Regions from separate parts of the Homo sapiens genome. Here region 1 is linked to region 2. The links are chromatin contacts, found by Hi-C or POLR2A ChIA-PET in ENCODE. All regions are on one chromosome and are shown on one strand. The core of a region is the stretch at or near the end of the contact, and the rest is flanking DNA. Distances in the headings are between cores, read along the strand shown.

Region 1 (4,339 bases), core at 82-2,581, 300 kb after region 2:
GGGGGAACATTGGCTTGTCTCCCTGATAGGGTTCTCATGAGGAGCATAATAGATGATATGTAAAAGTTTGAAAAAATGTGATATGCAATATAAAGATAGGATGTTATATTTCAAGTACTAAAATAAAAACACAAAGCCTGTGAAAAAGAACACAAGACTGCTTTGTGCTTAGAGTTACCTATTTTCTCTAAATACTACAAAAGACCTTTGCAATGGGAAAGTCTCTGAATCTTACATTTTTCTTTTTAAAAGCAGGAAAGTTTCTTCTCCTATCTGACATCTGGATTATAACTATAAATCAACCTAACCCAATAGGTGCTAGATTGTATGTTTGATTAATTGGCATAAATGTTCAAACTACAAATCGAAATTTAAACTATTCTTTGAATAAGTTTATCATTTTTTAAAAAACTATTTAGGTATAAGATCTAATGTAACCAAAAGACTAACTGATTGGCTGACTGAAGGACTAACATCATGAATGTTGAGAGCCTAACTATAAAATTTCAGCTAAAGGCAAATAGGAGGAAGTGAACTCTATTTTCTATTTTTTGTGCATAGAGCTTAGTTCATACAGCTCAGTCTTTCAAGCCAATCAACTAATTCACAAGAGAATAAAGTTCTTACCCAAGAATACAGAACTTTGTTCCTGTAGCACACCATAACCACCTAAGCCTTACATTTAATGTAACGTTTTCTTTTATAAAGTAATCCTAAAATCCATTATTAGAAAATAACCATATATTTTCTTTTGTTCTACATAATCATTATTTGTTATGTGGTGCTTATTTTCTTAGTACTACCTACTGTAACTAATTTTCACAGAAAGAAAAAGTAAAAAGTCTTACACTGTTTATTTTTTTCATTTTGTTATTTTTGTTTGTTTGGTTTTTGTCTAAGCATGGAAGACCAGTTTATCCTAGTAGTACAAGGTAAATGAGTTTCCTAAAATGGAATTTTTCTTTTTTATTATCTTTGCAGACTGGCTAAGAAAATTTACAAATAATCTGCCAAGTCACAAGTTATTTTATTAGTGAAAGCCAGCATGTAGAGCAATGAAAATGCAGTATAAAAAAAAATTAAAGTCTTAGCTGATAGCACCAAGATACTAAGCAAATATACATAAATACAAATCCCATGATCTTGCCCTAAGGAATCTATTTGTCTTATTTTCTTTCAGCTTCTAGCACAGTGTCTGAAAATGGTAGCCACTCAATAAATATTTGTTTAACATATTCTGGTAAAGTGAATAGAAACATTCAGAGAAAATAGCTAGGCTTGAGCGTGGTTAAGGCAAATTTTCTTCATTATTTTCTTTTCTTTTCTAGAAGGCAGAAATGGTTTCCGTTCAGCAAATCCACACCAGCAATCCTCTTACAGCAAATTTCCAAGTAAGTATAAGTTTTCTTAAGATGTTGTGTGGAGAAATCTACTGTTCACAGTCGTTAGAAAGCATTTTGATGAGGCAGACCACAGCTTCTTGAAAGGGATATGAAGTAACCTGAGTTCTGCACAACAAGCTCTTAACTGTACCTAACTGCTTCTTGCAACAGGGTTTTTGGTGAAGAACAATTCTCCAAGGAAGAATAAACATGCAACCATTTTTGCATGATAAGTTCTTCTTCTGATAGTATTTGTAGCATAGACACTTTATAAAACTCTTTAACTCTTCACCATAAACACTTAAAAAATGAACTCTTAAATGCTTCGTTTTCTAGACAAAATATAAAATTGAGACCGGGAATTCAAACTAAACTGTAGGACTAATTCATCTAGTGACACTTTGTAAATTCTTTTTCTTCCCTTCTCCCCCCAAAAATGTGATAAACCGTAATTTTCAACTTGAACAAAGTAAGTTAAGGGGGTGTGGTAGAGACAAATGATAAATTTGAATTAAGACTAAAATACAAACACAAGGTCTGAAAAGCATTGCTGTTTTCTCTCCATTTGTTTAAGTGGATGAGTTGTATGTTGTGAACCCAGGAAGGAACACAGTAAGCAATGTGATCATGATCCAGTTACAATCAGAACCCGGAAAAGCCAGGAGCCTTTGCCAGATAGGTAGAGACAGGAACCACCAACAGGAAGGCTTTTCCAAGCAGAGAAAATGCTGGTGCAAGAAGAAAAGGACTCAAAAATTACTGAGATAGAAAGATCAAAGGTGATAGATCTCAGAGATGGGAATGTGAGGAGTGTGAAAGAGAAAGAGATAGCTTACTGTAGGAAAATAGAGGAAAATTAAACATAAATCTGTCCATTTCAAAGAGAAATCCATGGGACTCAAGACAAGGAATGTAACTACAACATGGCTGGTAGTGGCCCAAAGCCCTCCCATCATATTTTGTAGTTCCTGAGGGCTTATCCTTTCAAAACCTTTTATCCGTTGTCCAGGCATCTACTTTACAGTGTTTATTTCACTCCATGTCAACCTAAACAGGAACACTTGGCATCAAGCATTATCACCAGTTTTCATAAAAATCACACTCACTAAAACATTTCTGAGTTTAGTAGAAATCTAGTAATCATCAGAGCTGACAGAAGAAGAGATGAAAAGATAGAAATCCACACCACACTGCATTTTGCCATTTGACTGGCTTCCTCTTACCTTCCTATCTTCTCCTCCCTTTCAGGAGCAAAACAACAAAACACACTTTCTTATCTTACTCAGAACAACTTATCAACACCATTGAAACCTTTATACCATTAACATTTAAGCCTCTGAATTTTGAAGCTTAAGTATGAATAGAAAGGTTAAGTGAAGTATTGACAAGTTGAAGGAAGGAGAGGATAGTTTTAGAAGCAGCTTTTTACCAGTAATTGTCAATGCTTTCTTCCAAAGTATAATATGTGAATATCATGTTTTTACTTCATTACATGTATCAAATTTCATAGGTATCTTATGCATTCAATAAATTCTTAGTTTCAAAGAATATTTTGAAAATTCTTATATGACAAGATATAAGCTGATGTAATATGCCAAATTTTATAAAATTAATAATTTATATTCTTTAAAATGATTTTGGGAAAATATACTAAAATATTAAAATATCTCTGAATGATGAGATTGTGGGTAATTATTATTTCTTTCTTTAGAATCTTCTGCAAATGTTTTACCATGCAGAAGAGTTGTTTTTTACATCAGAAAGAAAAATACAAGTGCTATTTTTAAAGATGTCTTAGGTCACACTCAGCAAAATTGTTTTGATAATAAAGTGATATCTGGTTAGTTTGACAGAAAGCAAATGAGGGCATTGCAAGTCTTCCTTTAAATGTGAAATACATACTTCACTTGTTCTTTAAACCCAAGCAATTTTTTTTCTTTTAGACACGAAGTTTAATAGGAATTTGATTTCTCCTTGAGGAACTCAATCCTTTCAGAATTTAAGCACACACCTTACAAAATACATTAGGTTAAAGGAAAAAGAGAATGAGAAAGAAATAAGTAATATATGAACTAGAGACACAGCAGCATATTTCTTAAAGTCTTTTAATATAAAATTTTATTATGACAGATTTAATCTAGTTATCTAGTTACGAGGCTTGGCTAAAATCTTTTAGAATTAGGTAAAATGATGAAATTCTACCTAAGAGCCATCTTTTTAAAAGATTGCTTTCTAAAAGCAGGCTGTATTATGATGGTCTCACTTTTATACTTGTTGGTTTGTCTCAGTGAATTTCACAAATATTGATGATGAAAGTATCAACCATAACTTCTCTTCCTATCTCTGAAATTGACATCCTCCATACTCTGCCTAAATCCCTTGCTAATATGGAAATAACTAGCTGGGTATCCTTAATCTTTAAAATAAGCATATTTAGGGTATCATAGTGCCATTGATTCACTTATTCACATGCTCAACAAATATGTATGTTTAATATATGCCAGACAATGTGCCGGGCTCTGACAGTAATGAGATGAATAAGAAGAGTCCCTGCCCTTAAGTACTCCATATTCCACGGAAGACACTCAGCACATTCGTAGGAAACCAAAGCTACACAGTTTCTTGTTTACCTTCAGCCCTTAATTCTACAATTAATGTATACTTTTCACTTAAAAAAAATATTGCTACTGTCTTGAAAGAATCAAGCCTAATTTCTTCCCTCCTCCTTTTCTTTCTTCCTTCCTCCCTTTCTTTCTTGTATAAACTCTATACCTGCACTGTGGGGTATGTTAGCCACTAGCAATTTGTGGCTATTGAGCACATGCAATGTGGGTAACCCAAACTGAGATATACGGTAAGCATAAAAAACATACCTGATTTCTATTAAAAAATATAAAATATCAATAATTTTTTATATTCATTACATGTTGAAATTATATAACACATAGTGGGCTGAA
Region 2 (4,884 bases), core at 2,040-4,539:
ATCAAAAGTCCCTAGCATCCCCCAGGGTAGAAAAATAACTGTCTTCCAGAACTTTAGCCTTTATCTGACAAATCCAAAGCAGTAAGTAAACCAGCTGTATTTGAAACGTTAGCTAGGGAGAGATTTGGATCTTTAGAATTAGAAAGCAAACCTTTGTGTAGTGGGCAATAAGATATATTGCTTTGTGCCAGCTTTGGGGGGAAGCTCTGTTATTAATTCTATTTTGAATATGGAGACTCTAATAATGAGGAAAGAAACCATGCTAGTTGTCTGTGAAAATTGATGAGCTGAAATCCTGGAGATAGAATTCCTTGAGAGCCAACCTAGTCCTACCCTGTGACTGATTTTCCTTCTGGGCATGACTTAATCACTTGGCTTCTTTATAGCCATATCCTGGCCCAGATGGTTACCACGTTTCACTGTATGAATCTTATACCAATTTGCAAACTCATTGAATTTGCATTCTATCTGTGTTGGTTAATATTTGAGTGTCAACTTGATTGGATTGAAGGATGCAAAGTATTGTTCCTGGGTGTGTCTGTGAGGGTGTTGCCAAAGGAAATTAACATTTGAGTCAGTGGACTGGGAGAGGCCGACTCACCCTCAATCTGGGTGGACACCATCTAATCAGCTGCCAGCACGGCTAGGATAAAAGCAGACAGAGGAACGCGGAAGGACTTGACTTGCTGAGTCTTCTGGCCTTCATCTTTCTCCCATGCTGGATGCTTCCTACCCTCAAACACTGGACTCCAAGTTCTTCAGCTTTTGGACTCTTAGACTTACACCAGTGGTTTGCCAGGGGCTCTAAGGCCTTTGGCCACATACTGAAGGCTGCACTGCAGGCTTCCCTGCTTTTGAGGTTTTGGGACTCGGACTGGCTTCCTTGCTCCTCAGCTTGCAGATGGCCTACTGTGGGACTTCACCTTGTGATCATGTGAGTCAATACTCCTTAATAAACTCCCATTCATATATACATCTATCTTATTAGTCCTGTCCCTCTGGAGAATCCTGATTAATACACTGTCCTTCATTTTTCTGTTGGTTCCCTTCTTGCTTACACTTATTTTAGAAGCCAGTCTCTTCCCATATACTTGGAGAAATAGAAACTTTTCAGAAAAGGTCTGAGAAAGATATTATTTCTGGTCTCAAAGAGTTCACCTTCTAGTTAGAGTGAGAGACTGGACTTGCCTAGACTTCTCACATATGTATTCTTGTTCCTGAGCCTCTTAGGTGGGTTTGTGTCCTGCTTTCTGCAAGTACATCGCAACTTGGTCTCTGCCTCAGTCACCCCAGGGAACTCTGAGTTCCATATGCTCTGTGTGCACAGCAAGGACCTCTGTGTGCACAGCAAGGGCCTCTGTGGGCCTGACTCCCTGAAACAGGGGCAACACTGCCATCCTCTTCTTAGTCAGCTACATGAGTTCAACTACTTCCCCACTCTCTGCCTCCTCCCTGTCCTTCTGTCTTCCAAAGGGAGAATTTTACCAGACCAGTTCCAACAGTAAACACAGGTCCCTTTGAAGCATTTTCCCATCAATGTTGGATACCTTGGCTCATCCCCTTCAGCCTATCCACTGAGTGGTCCACCTCTAGTTTGGTGACTGCTTTTATTGTATGGCTAACTTTTAGTTAGTAATTAATTCATTAATCACAATTGTTTTCTATATTTGTCATAAAGGATTATTCATCTGTGTTTTTCCCTTCTCAGTCTTCATTCATCCATTCATACAGTCACTCACTCATTCATTCATCAGAATTCATTACTGAGTTCCTCCTTTTGTAAGGTCACACCCTACAAGCTGGGGGAGACAGAGATGAAGTCAGTGGTTCTGTCTCGGCTTATGATTATAGTCACCTGAGAATCTTCAAAAAAGAAAAAAAAAAAGATGCATTGCCCTGGCCCCATCTCCAGAGATTCCAAATGAATGAGTCTGGGGCAGCTCCTGAGCATCAGTGATTTTTAAAAGATTCCTGGGTGATCTGAAAGTGCAGCTAAGACTGAGGACCATGAGGAGATGAGGGCACGAATAACATGGATTAAAATGAAAAGGCAAGGCTATCCTGAACACTTCAGAGGGACTGCTCTCAGGAAAGCCTCCCAGCAGGCCTGCACCCTTGGCCTGCACAGGACTGACAGCCCTTCTATCTCTGCTCAGCCCCATTGACCACAAATTTAGCCACTGCTCAGGCGAGAGATGTGGCACATCTGACTCAAACTGAGCAAAGAGAAGACGGTAGCATGACTAACTTTCTCTCAGCTGAACAATAATGGTACCACCTTTCTCGAGGGAGTGTGCATTTTGAGAAACTGTGCGGCTGCCGCCCACCCAAGCTCAGGAGTCCCAACGCTTGGGCAGAGAAGATTTTGAGGCAGGTCTAAATGTCTCTAAAATTTGTATGGCTATAAAAAAGGAGGAGTTCATGTCCTTTGCAGGGACACGGATGAAGCTGGAAACCATCATTCTCAGCAAAATATCACAAGAACAGAAAACCGAACACCGCATGTTCTCACTCGTAAGTGGGAGTTGAACAATGAGAACACATGGACACAGGGAAGGGAACATCGCACACCGGGGCCTGTTGGGGAGTGGGGGACTGGGGGAGGGATAGCGTTAGGAGAAACACCTAATGTAAATGATGAGTTGATGGGTGCAGCAAACCAACATGGCACATGCATATCTATGTAACAAACCTTCACGTTCTGCACATGTACCCTAACACTTAAAGTACAATAAAAAATAAATAAAATAAAATAAAATCTGTATGGCTAGGTGAGGGTAATAGCTTACACTTCAAGGGAGGCCGATGTAATTCTGGAGATGTGACAGGCGGTTGCTGAGATGTTTAAAGGAGTAAGCAGAAAAGAAGGAAATTGAGGACATCCCGGCCTTCTCCGGGTCTTTCTGCTTCTGTGACAGGATGTAGAGTTAAAATCATGAGAGGACTGCAAGCCCTGCCCCTTCACATTCCTCCAAGCACTGAGAAATCCTATCTGGTCCCCTTCTCTGCTTTGTCAGGCTGAGGCCTGGCCTCTCTGTCCTGCAGGTGCACGGGTGTAAGAAAAGGACTGGAGCCCGTGTGAATAAACTGCTGAGAATCAGCCCTTCCTCCCATGGAAATCATATATTGGCTGGGGCTCCAGGGTATGCTTTGTGCTCCAGCGGTAAGATTTATTTCTTTTCCTTCTCTGTAGAAAATTCCCCTCTCATGGTGGCACAGGGAGAAAATAATGTCCTAAAAGTGGAGACAGACTGGGGCAAGCAGATGGCTGCGAAGGCGCCATTTCTCTGTGTGTCCAGCAGGGGGCGCCGATGACAAGCGCGCGGGCTGCGAGGCCGCACAGACTCTTACGCAACGATGAGGGCGCAGGCTCGCGGGCCAAGGATGCTGACGCAGGCCTGAGTCCGGAAAAGACCCGCACATCTGGGGCCCAAGTGGCCCATTTCCCCAGAGGCGAGCAAGGACTCTCAGGAATCGTCATCCTTCCCATGAAATCCTGGAAACTGCTTAGTTGAGTTTCTGGTTGACTTGCGCTGCGTGCAGCTGGCAGCTGCCGGTGAACCCAGTGACACTGGTTCAGTGCTCATGTTTGTTTTCCAAAAGGGGCTGCCCTGATTTTTGTTTTTTTAAGACTAAATAATAATAGTCATCATAGGCACCCTTTTCTGAACAGCCCCTCTATGCCTTCCCGGTGCTAGGGGTTTGATGCTGATTGTGTATGTTCCCCTGCTGTGTGTGTTTCATCCTCTCATCCTGCAGCAAGGAGCCCCACCAGTGCCTCCCATCAGACCTCCCTGCTGTGTTCAATGCAACTTGCTTTTAAAAGGGAGCCAGGGAGAAAGGGACGGAAGGAGGGAAGAGGAGAGGACACCAATCCCTTCCCAGATTCATTCTACCTGTCAAAGCGAGAGAAAGCTTGTGTTTGGAGAATGAACAGGAAACGATGTTATTTGATTGTCTTAAATCAGTTTCATCTTGCTGTTATTTTACTGTTTAAGGCTTCTGTTTGTTCTGTTTCGTTTTGTTTTCAATTTCCCTCAAATGCGTCAGTGATCTCTAGAATATTTCTGTATTCTAGAGAAGATTTGTGCTTAACAGGGAGAGAAAAGGTACAATGGGATTATTTCTGGTAAATAAGGCTGCTTTTTTAATCCCTTTGCTTTCTTAATTTTGTTAAAAGAAAAATTATGAAGTTATTTTTAAAAGAATTATAAGAATTCAAAACCAGGCTTCCTTCACTGAAGACATGTTAACTTAAAAATCTGGAAAATATAGATCTAGAAGAAAAAGCATAAACTGCACTTACAATCTCTTAGCCAAGCAATAATTGTTATTTAATTTAGTATATCAAGTAAGGATCTTTTTCTAATATTCTATATGCTATACTAGAAAGTGTTATAGTATTATACATAGATTAACAATCTATTGTTTTCTTTACTTAAAATATTTTGATAATTTTAAATATTTGCGCAGTGTTTATCATGTGTCATATAAATGTAACAAAATACATTCAGTTAATTTAATAAGGATGGATATTAAAGCTATTTTCACTATTTTTTTCTGTTTTTCTATTGTAAACATCACTAGGTCAATAACTTTTACATACATTTCTATTTCCTTGGGAAAAATCTCTAAAAGAAAAATTGAAGATCAGTGGATATTTAAAGCTACTCAGCATGTATTTGCAAATGGTCTTCTAGAAGCACCGAGCCAATTTGCGTTTTCACCAATGGTTAGGAGCCAATACCAGTAGAGTTCCTTTTCATGTGCTTTGACAATTTTATAGGTTGCAAATAGTATTTTATTGTTGTTCTAATTTGCATTCTTGTGTGTTTTTCTCTTGAATTTTTCAGACTCCTTTAAGGATCTTTCCAAAGGTCTTCA

The links. A loop is a pair of places that touch in the nucleus more often than their neighbours do. ChIA-PET counts read pairs that join two places held with the same protein, here RNA polymerase II (POLR2A). Pooled maps may share reads with other maps.
Region 1: a map of endothelial cell of umbilical vein shows a loop between it and region 2 (2.4-fold over the local background). The contact joins the promoter of LUADT1 here to the enhancer-like site in region 2. A Hi-C loop is called at or near these places in 1 of 168 maps with a recorded cell type or tissue (endothelial cell of umbilical vein) and 5 of 50 pooled maps. POLR2A ChIA-PET finds 5 or more read pairs at or near these places in 1 of 52 experiments (Panc1).

What each region holds. Positions count from the first base shown.
Region 1 is chr6:147,157,594-147,161,932 of GRCh38, forward strand. It overlaps LUADT1 (lung adenocarcinoma associated transcript 1), which reads left to right and starts at 1,332. Exons shown (of 3, transcript NR_132442.1): 1 at 1,332-1,391. All of the region lies in intron 3 of STXBP5-AS1 (STXBP5 antisense RNA 1), which reads right to left.
Region 2 is chr6:146,854,327-146,859,210 of GRCh38, forward strand. The region is part of intron 8 of STXBP5-AS1 (STXBP5 antisense RNA 1); the gene reads right to left. Among named protein-coding and RNA genes, the nearest start is that of ADGB, 260 kb to the left of the region's middle. RefSeq lists an enhancer at 3,446-3,605. Within about 2 kb of position 3,290, at least 12 of the 41 ENCODE cell types and tissues checked have a DNase peak (open chromatin) inside an H3K27ac peak, as active enhancers do; they include Panc1, where a contact is called at or near this core.